2 separate regions of the Homo sapiens genome follow, and region 1 is linked to region 2. The links are chromatin contacts, found by Hi-C or POLR2A ChIA-PET in ENCODE. All regions are on one chromosome and are shown on one strand. Each heading gives the region's core, a stretch centred on a gene start or an enhancer-like site at or near the end of the contact. The rest is flanking DNA. Distances are from core to core; before and after follow the strand shown. Region 1 has its middle 26 kb from the start of MIR422A. Region 2 overlaps RAB8B (RAB8B, member RAS oncogene family).

Region 1 (3,484 bases), core at 431-2,930, 680 kb before region 2:
TCCTTTCCCCTTCATCCTTCATAGGCGTTCCTCATCCCACACCCCAGGTCTCCAGCACTTCTCATCCCATCTTGGCATCTGCTTCCTGAAGAATCTGAACCCACATAGGAGAGAGGGCAAAAGGAGGAAAGTTTGAATTTGCTCCTTCTTTTTGTCTCCACTGATTCCTTTGGCAGGCATGGACTGACACAGCCACTGCACTCACCTTAAAGCTGTCAGCTGGGGACAGTGGTGCACCTGTAGTCCCAGCCACTTGGGAGGCTGAGGCGAGAGGACTGCTTGGGTCCAGGAGTTGGAGGCTACATTGCAAACTATGATTGTATCTGTGAATAGTCACTGCAGTGAGACCTGTCTCTTAAAGAAAGACAAAAAGGAAAAGAAAGCTGTGAACAGAGCAGTTGGTACTCAATTCGTCTTTAAAAAAAAAAATCAATGGTGGGCCAGGCGCGGTGGCTCACACCTGTAATCCCATCACTTTGGGAGGCTGAGGCAGGTGGATCACCTGAGGTCGGGAGTTCGAGACCAGCCTGGCCAATATGGTGAAACCCTGTTTCTAATAAAAATACAAAAATTAGCTGGGCATGCTGGTGGGCACTGTAATCCCAGCTACTTGGGAAGCTGAGGCAGGTGACTCGCTTGAACCCGGGAGGCAGAGGTTGCAGTGAGCCAACATGGCACCATTGCACTCCAGCCTGGGAAACAATAGTGAAACTCCATCTCAAAAAAAAAAAGAGACCAAGAAGCATGACATGAGGGGCGCATGGGAGAAGCTGCGGTTTCTAACTCTGGGAATCTGGAGGACTATATGAACAAGGTGGACTTTAATTTGGCCTTAAAGGATGGGTGCTAAGAGAAGGGACAGGAAGTTATGGGTTAGTATTCTGATTGCTTGTCCTTACGCCTTCTCGTGGCTGAACTTTGGAAAGCTACCAATTAAATGAAAGAATGAGACTTCTGCGGGTTAACTGCACGGTGGTGAATTAGTAGTTCTACCATTTTCCCCTTCTCTGTCCATTGTGACCCTGGTTCTTGGTCAGAGACCAGAGGGCCCTGTCGGAGAGCCAGTGGCCATCTGTTGGGGTTGGCAGAGGCATTCAAGGTCAGGCATACGGGACAGATCTGATTCTTCCTGAGTCCTCTGGAGGAGTCTGTGTGTGTGTGTGTGTGTGTGTGTGTGTGTGTGTGTGTGTGTGTGTCTGGCTGTATTCGGGTAACTGTGTGTTTCTGGGCATACCTAGGCACCCGTTGTGGACATGTCTCTGTGGGGTGTGTGGACGTGTGTGGATGTGTCTGGGTGTTTGTGTGTGTGGATGTCTTTGTGTGTGTATCTGACTGTCCGGGGGCCTGTGTGTGCATGTGTGTGTTGGGTGTCTGTGCATGTCCGCGTGTCTGCGTTTGGGGTACGTTTGGGTATCAGTGTGTGCACATCTGTCTCTGTAGTGGATGTGTCTGTGTGTGTGTGTGTGCATCTGAGTGTGTGTCTGGGTGAATGTGTGTTGTCCAAAAGGACTCATGGAGAAAGCGCCTCCTGGGCCCAGGCTTTGCAGAATCTATTCTGCTGTCAGACCTCTGAGGCAGGTCAGAGTGACATTCTGGGCGATGTGGTTGAGGACAGCCGCATCTGCTGAGTCATAAGGATGTGGGCCCTGTGTGTTCACAGTTGGACATATCGCCTTTCACACCCACGGAGGGGAAATTTCAGCCAGGCTGGCTGACCCTGCATTCTTTCAGAAGGTCATGACCTCAAGTAGCCCAGGGAAGGAGAGGAAACAGGAATGCTCGTAAGACCTAGAGGTTGGCAGAAGGTGAACTGAGACCCAGGTGTTCCCCAGCTGGGTCCGCTGGGTCGTGGCTTTCTCAGGCCTTTCCAATAACTAAGCTGAGGGCTTTGGAACTGATGGGACACTTCCTGGTGGGGGAGGAAGCCCGGGCAGATTTTCTTAAATGATACAAACTGCCAAGCTCACCAAACTTTCACAATCGATGCTGACCCTGGAAAGCCCCACAAAGCCATAAGAGTCTAGACTCTGGAAAATCCTTCTCCTTCCTCTCCAAATCAACCAATCAGCAAATAAACACCACTACACATAGTATGCTTAGCTGCCATGCAATCAAGCGAGGCTTTCACGCTTATCGGATTTAAACAGTAACGTTTCCCCAGGGATGGCAGGGGCAGAAAGCCTCAGTCCCAGGCTTCTTGGTTGGAATGGGTTTCACAGGTTCTTTCCTAATATCAGATGGGGAGGGGTGAGGAGGGCATTTGCCCGCTGGAGCACACCTGGGAGAGCACCACTTGTGAGGGAAGGGTTCCAGCAGGACATCGATGGGAAACGCACATCAGGAAATGAACATCTGAGCATTTACATGCACCCAGCATGGGGAAGGCACTGGAGAATATTCTGCAGGAGGATATTCCTGTTCCTAAGGAGCCCGAGCTGGGAGCGCACCTGTGGATATTCAGCTTGCCCATAGATGAGCTGCTTCCCCTGGCCACGTGAGATATGGATGAGGTAAGGAAAGGCGATGTGAGTACATCGAGGTGGGGTTGGTCCTTCGGGGGAGGCGGTGATCAGAGGAAGGCAGGGAGGCTGGCCTGGAGCAGGAGGGTGTCACCACTGGTCACTCCTTGTATTCAGACAGTGAAGGCCACTGACAAAATGTCACACTTGCTGTGACCACTGGTCTCCAGTAAGGTCCAGCCAGCCTGTGGGGCCTTGTGGGTCTGGCATGCTGGGCAGCGGGTTTGATGGGGGGGTGTCAGGTTCTCCTGGGGAGAGAGGGCCCCAGGAGGGACATTGAGGTAGTCAGTACTTGGTCTAAGCAGGGGTTTCAGAGACTTTGTAGATGCTCGTCCAACACCACTGAAGATGCCCAGGGGCGACAGGGAGCTCAGGATCTCTTGGCAGGACCCTTAAGGGCTGGTGTCAAACTGTTCAGGTTGTTACAAGTTCTTTCTCAGGTTAAGCTCAAGTTTGCCTCCCCGCAGATCCATCCATTGTCCTGGTTCTGTCTTCTGGGGTCATATCTATTTAGCAAATATAGAGACAAAGATGGGAAAAGATAGTTCATGTCCTCAAGGAATCCACAGTGCAGTGACAAGGATGAAATAGGCGCTAAGCTGGGAGCTGAGGAAGGAGTCCTGTGTTCCGAGGGATGGGGGCCCAGGCAGGCCTCCAGAGGAAGTAGCCTTTGAGTGCGCTTCACAGATAAGAGGATTCACATGGGTGGAGGGGGCTGCAGAGTCCAGGCCAGGAACAGCTTGAGCAAAGACACAGAGGTAGGAGAGAGCAAGGTATCCCCTGGGGACGCGGGGCACCCTGTTGGGGTGGGGCCTGCTGCGGTGGGGAAGGGGGCTAGATAAAGAGGGGCTTCAACCCAGGCTTAGGCCTTTATTCAGCAAGCTATGGGGAGGGTTGAGAGGTTTCGTGAGACTTTATCAGAGCTGTGGCTAAGATCAGGGGTTCTCAAAGTGTGGTCCCTGGCC
Region 2 (3,896 bases), core at 461-2,960:
TGGGAGGCGGAGGCTACAGTGAGCCGAGATCATGGCCCTGCACTCCAGCATGGGTAGCAGAGTGAGACTCCGTCTCAAAAAAAAAAAAAAAAAAAAAAAGAAAGAAACTGAGCGTACCCATTTCCAAGGAATTCAACACTGTTGAATTCTTTTTCAAACTTAAACTCCTAGATAACTACATTAGATCCTTTACCTCCCACACTGTAATACCTTGAAAGGAATAGCCAATCAGAATTTTTAAACACTGGAAATTTCTACATTTTACACGTTGGTATAGCAAACGAAACCACTTTTTTTTTTCCCCTGAGACAGAGTCTCGCTCTGTCACCCAGGCTGGAGTGCAGTGGCACAATCTTGGCTCACCACAACCTCCACCTCCCAGGTTCAAGCAATTCTCCTGCCTCAGCCTCCCGAGTAGCTGGGATTACAGACACATGCCACAACGCCCAGCTAATTTTTGTATTTTTATTAGAGTAGGGGTTTCACCATGTTGCCCAGGCTGGTCTCGAACTCCTGACCTCGTGATCTGCCCGCCTCTGCCTCCCAAAGTGCTGGGATTACAGGCGTGAGCCACCGCGCCTGGCCTGGAAACCACTTTTGTTTTGTTCTTGAGAGCAGATATAAGCGATGGAAATAAATGGAAAATGTAGAAAATTATTTGGAAGACAGAATTTACTCATTTTAAGTTTCAACACTCATATAAACAAAAGCAGTTGGAAAGAACTCATGTAGGAATTCCCCATAACCAGAAGGAAGATTGTTTTGTTTTGGGTTTTTTTTTAAGTGTCCATATTACAACTTAAATTTACAACTTAAGCTTTTATCATTATTTTAAAAATGAAAGTGGTATCATCTATAGTCATAAATGCACAGCCTACTGAATTTAAAAGAGGAGCACATTCCAGTTTTAGGCATAAGTACAGTAACTAAATAGACTTGAACAAGAAATTCTTTATCCAGTACAGATTTTCTGAGCATTTGGCACTATACAGAAAACCATGATTTACTAAGCACCAATCAACTGACCTAAGTTACATTATAACAGCACCCCTAGCCTATCCTCTGCTTTGCCCCACGTCCCCCTCCAAACATATCCACCTGAAATAGTACCTAGAAGACATTTGTCCTTATCAGATTTTATTTGAAGGAAGAAGTCAGAAAGGAATTATCTAGTAATAACTTAGTTACAATTTCAGGTACCAGCAGAGAAGCCAAAAAATGAAAATTAATCTGTGTACAAGCTGAAATTGTCCCTAGTTCTGAAAAGAGAATAGTCAGAACCTAGAGAGTTCCTTTTTGATTCCAAAGAGGGAAGGAAGGGAGGAAAGAAGGGAGGAAGAGAGGGAGGGAGGGAAGACTTAGACACTAAAACATGCTTTAGGCCTCTGCCAAAGCCTTATAAAAAACTAAGACAAACCTCATAGTTAACTACTGACAGTGGCATGTGCTTTTAATTCTATTCTGAAAATGTGCATGCAAGCAAGGCAAAATTATATCATGGTTCTCATTTACATTTATCATTGCCTCACTATGGGAATATATAATCACATACGGACATCTGTGGATGATTATATACAAAGACGGGCCTTTCAAGATCAAGTTTAAGAGTTCTAGTGTCTTTCTATTCATACACCAATCATGAAGCAATTCACTAGAGCTGTTTTAGGGAATACGGAAATATTTGGGGAAGTCCAGAGGCTGTCTCCTCATCACGTACAAAAATTTTGTAATAATTTCCTTCACCTCCCCCTCTTCCCACAGTAAAGCTCAGCAGTGACATTTCCTTTCCCCTATCTAGTTATATGAATCACTTTTTACTTTACTACATTTTTAGGGATTCTGTGTTTTTACCTTGAATCAAAAGTGATGCCAAATTATCACTAATACATCTTGACTCTTCTGATCCCCAATCAGAATTTCCCCTCCCCTAATTGAAAGTGACATTTTCTAGTACAAAAATTTTCACGCAAAATGAGGTTAGACTAGAATAAATATGAGTCAGATGAACATGAACTGAAACAGAAAAATGTGCTGGTGCAATCCCTCCCTTAACAACTTTATCTCACAACCCCGGATGTTTAAAAATGATAAACATGGTGACCTATCCAAGAACAACCTGGATATCAAGTTTTCGTTGTTTGTTTTTTGCTGCGAACTAGTTCAGCATGCTCTGCTTGTTATACATCAAGGATGCCTCTACATCAATTCAGGAGGAAAGACTACAACGCACTGTGTAGGAAGATGGGGCTTTTAGGCCAGGCACTGTGGCTCATGACTGTAATCCCAGCGCTTTGGGATGCTGAGGCAGGAGGACTGCTTGAGCCCAGGAGTTCAAGACCAGCCCAGGCAACATAGAGAGACTCCCTCTCTTAAAAAATTAAATAAAATGAGCTGGGCATGGTGGGACACACCTGTAGTCCCAGCTACTTGGGAAGCTGAGGTGGGAGAATCACCTGAGCCTGGGAAGTTGAGGCTGCAGTGAGCCATGATTGCGCCACTGCACTCCAGCCTAAATGACAGAGTGAAATCCTGTCTCTAAAAAAAAGAAAAAAACACAGGGCTCTTCATGTTGTTGAATGATCAACTAGGGGCAACTCCCCTTCAGCCATGACAGTTATGAGATGTCTATCAATATCTATCATGACCAGTCACTAGTTGCAATTGACTAGTGTCAGTCAATATATGACAATACTAAGAAAAATGCGGTGCTTGGCAAAAAAAATCCACCAAAACTATGACTGGATTTAACTGGAAGTTAATTTTGAACTCTACCACACTACCTGTACTTTTAAGAAGATACATTTAAAGAAAGTAAATACTAAACACAGTATCAGGAAGCTTTATAAAGGAAATATCAAACTATGGCTCTCTCTAAAGTCTTGCGTAAACATTCTTTCCTATTCTAATGGCCATCAAAGTTAAGGATATAATAGGGTTAAACCAGAATCTCAATGAGAGAGATGGTGAACACATATAGTCTGGGGTAGAACACAGTTATAATATCACAGTACGTGAGACAATAATCTCCCAACCTCCCAACTCAGAAAGGGACAAGAATTCACTCAATCTGGCTGTAGTTTCAGGAACATCTGTGAAGCATTTCCCAGTATTCTCAGTAATTTCTATACTTCCGATCTACAAAGGATATTCTACTATTTGTTCTCTTGTCAATAAAGAAAAGTTAGGCCAAAAGAGATTTTAACACAAAACACTTAAGCTAATAAAAGCAGAGCTGGTCTTTCACTTTTATTTGGGTTTTTGCAGATAAGACGCACATCTCAAACCAACCATAGGATCCTTCCCCAAATTCTTTCCCTGCTGTTTATCTTTTGATATTGCAAGAGCTCTGATGGGTCCCTTGTGTAGTGGTATCTTTTGGCAAAAGTGGTTTCCTCAGGTTGAGTTGAGCTCTGGCTCTTCAAAGTTAATTAGAACCACACCACACAGTATCTCGAGTATGCTGATAGAAAATGCCTGTGGTGTGATGTTAACGAGAGACAATTAAATTTCTCTTTGTTCTCTTCAGAAGACAATTACATTTCTCATCTTTTATTTGCATACCAGCCACTCAATAAAAACCAGCCTACAGCCTAGTAAAAAAAAGGCCAAGAATGGGCCTTGCCCACAGCTGCAGCTACCACCCACTACTTGCCCACCCCTTTCTCAATAGAAAAGACAGCGGGAGGCCACGGCACATACTTCCTACTCCTTTCAGGGTCTTCCATGTCAGAAACCCTGCCACGTTCCCCACATCCAAATTATCTCAGTGCTTTGGTGTGAAAAAATTGAAAAATGATCCACAGAAGGTTGGGAAGCTGGAGGTGGAAGGTACCTGGACAGCACCAAAGGTTCCCTTGTGCAGACAGCAGGAAGCCTAGCTGTGGCACTACCTATCT

The links. A loop is a pair of places that touch in the nucleus more often than their neighbours do. ChIA-PET counts read pairs that join two places held with the same protein, here RNA polymerase II (POLR2A). Pooled maps may share reads with other maps.
Region 1: a map with no recorded cell type shows a loop between it and region 2 (3-fold over the local background). The contact joins two enhancer-like sites. A Hi-C loop is called at or near these places in 1 of 37 single-sample maps with no recorded cell type and 1 of 50 pooled maps. POLR2A ChIA-PET finds 5 or more read pairs at or near these places in 1 of 52 experiments (CD8-positive, alpha-beta T cell).

Annotation. Positions count from the first base shown.
Region 1 is chr15:63,895,132-63,898,615 of GRCh38, reverse strand. No RefSeq gene overlaps it. Among named protein-coding and RNA genes, the nearest start is that of MIR422A, 26 kb to the right of the region's middle. RefSeq lists enhancers at 1,508-1,557, 1,758-1,807. Within about 2 kb of position 1,680, at least 11 of the 41 ENCODE cell types and tissues checked have a DNase peak (open chromatin) inside an H3K27ac peak, as active enhancers do.
Region 2 is chr15:63,210,490-63,214,385 of GRCh38, reverse strand. All of the region lies in intron 1 of RAB8B (RAB8B, member RAS oncogene family), which reads right to left. Among named protein-coding and RNA genes, the nearest start is that of RAB8B, 23 kb to the right of the region's middle. RefSeq lists an enhancer at 3,194-3,759. Within about 2 kb of position 1,710, at least 13 of the 41 ENCODE cell types and tissues checked have a DNase peak (open chromatin) inside an H3K27ac peak, as active enhancers do.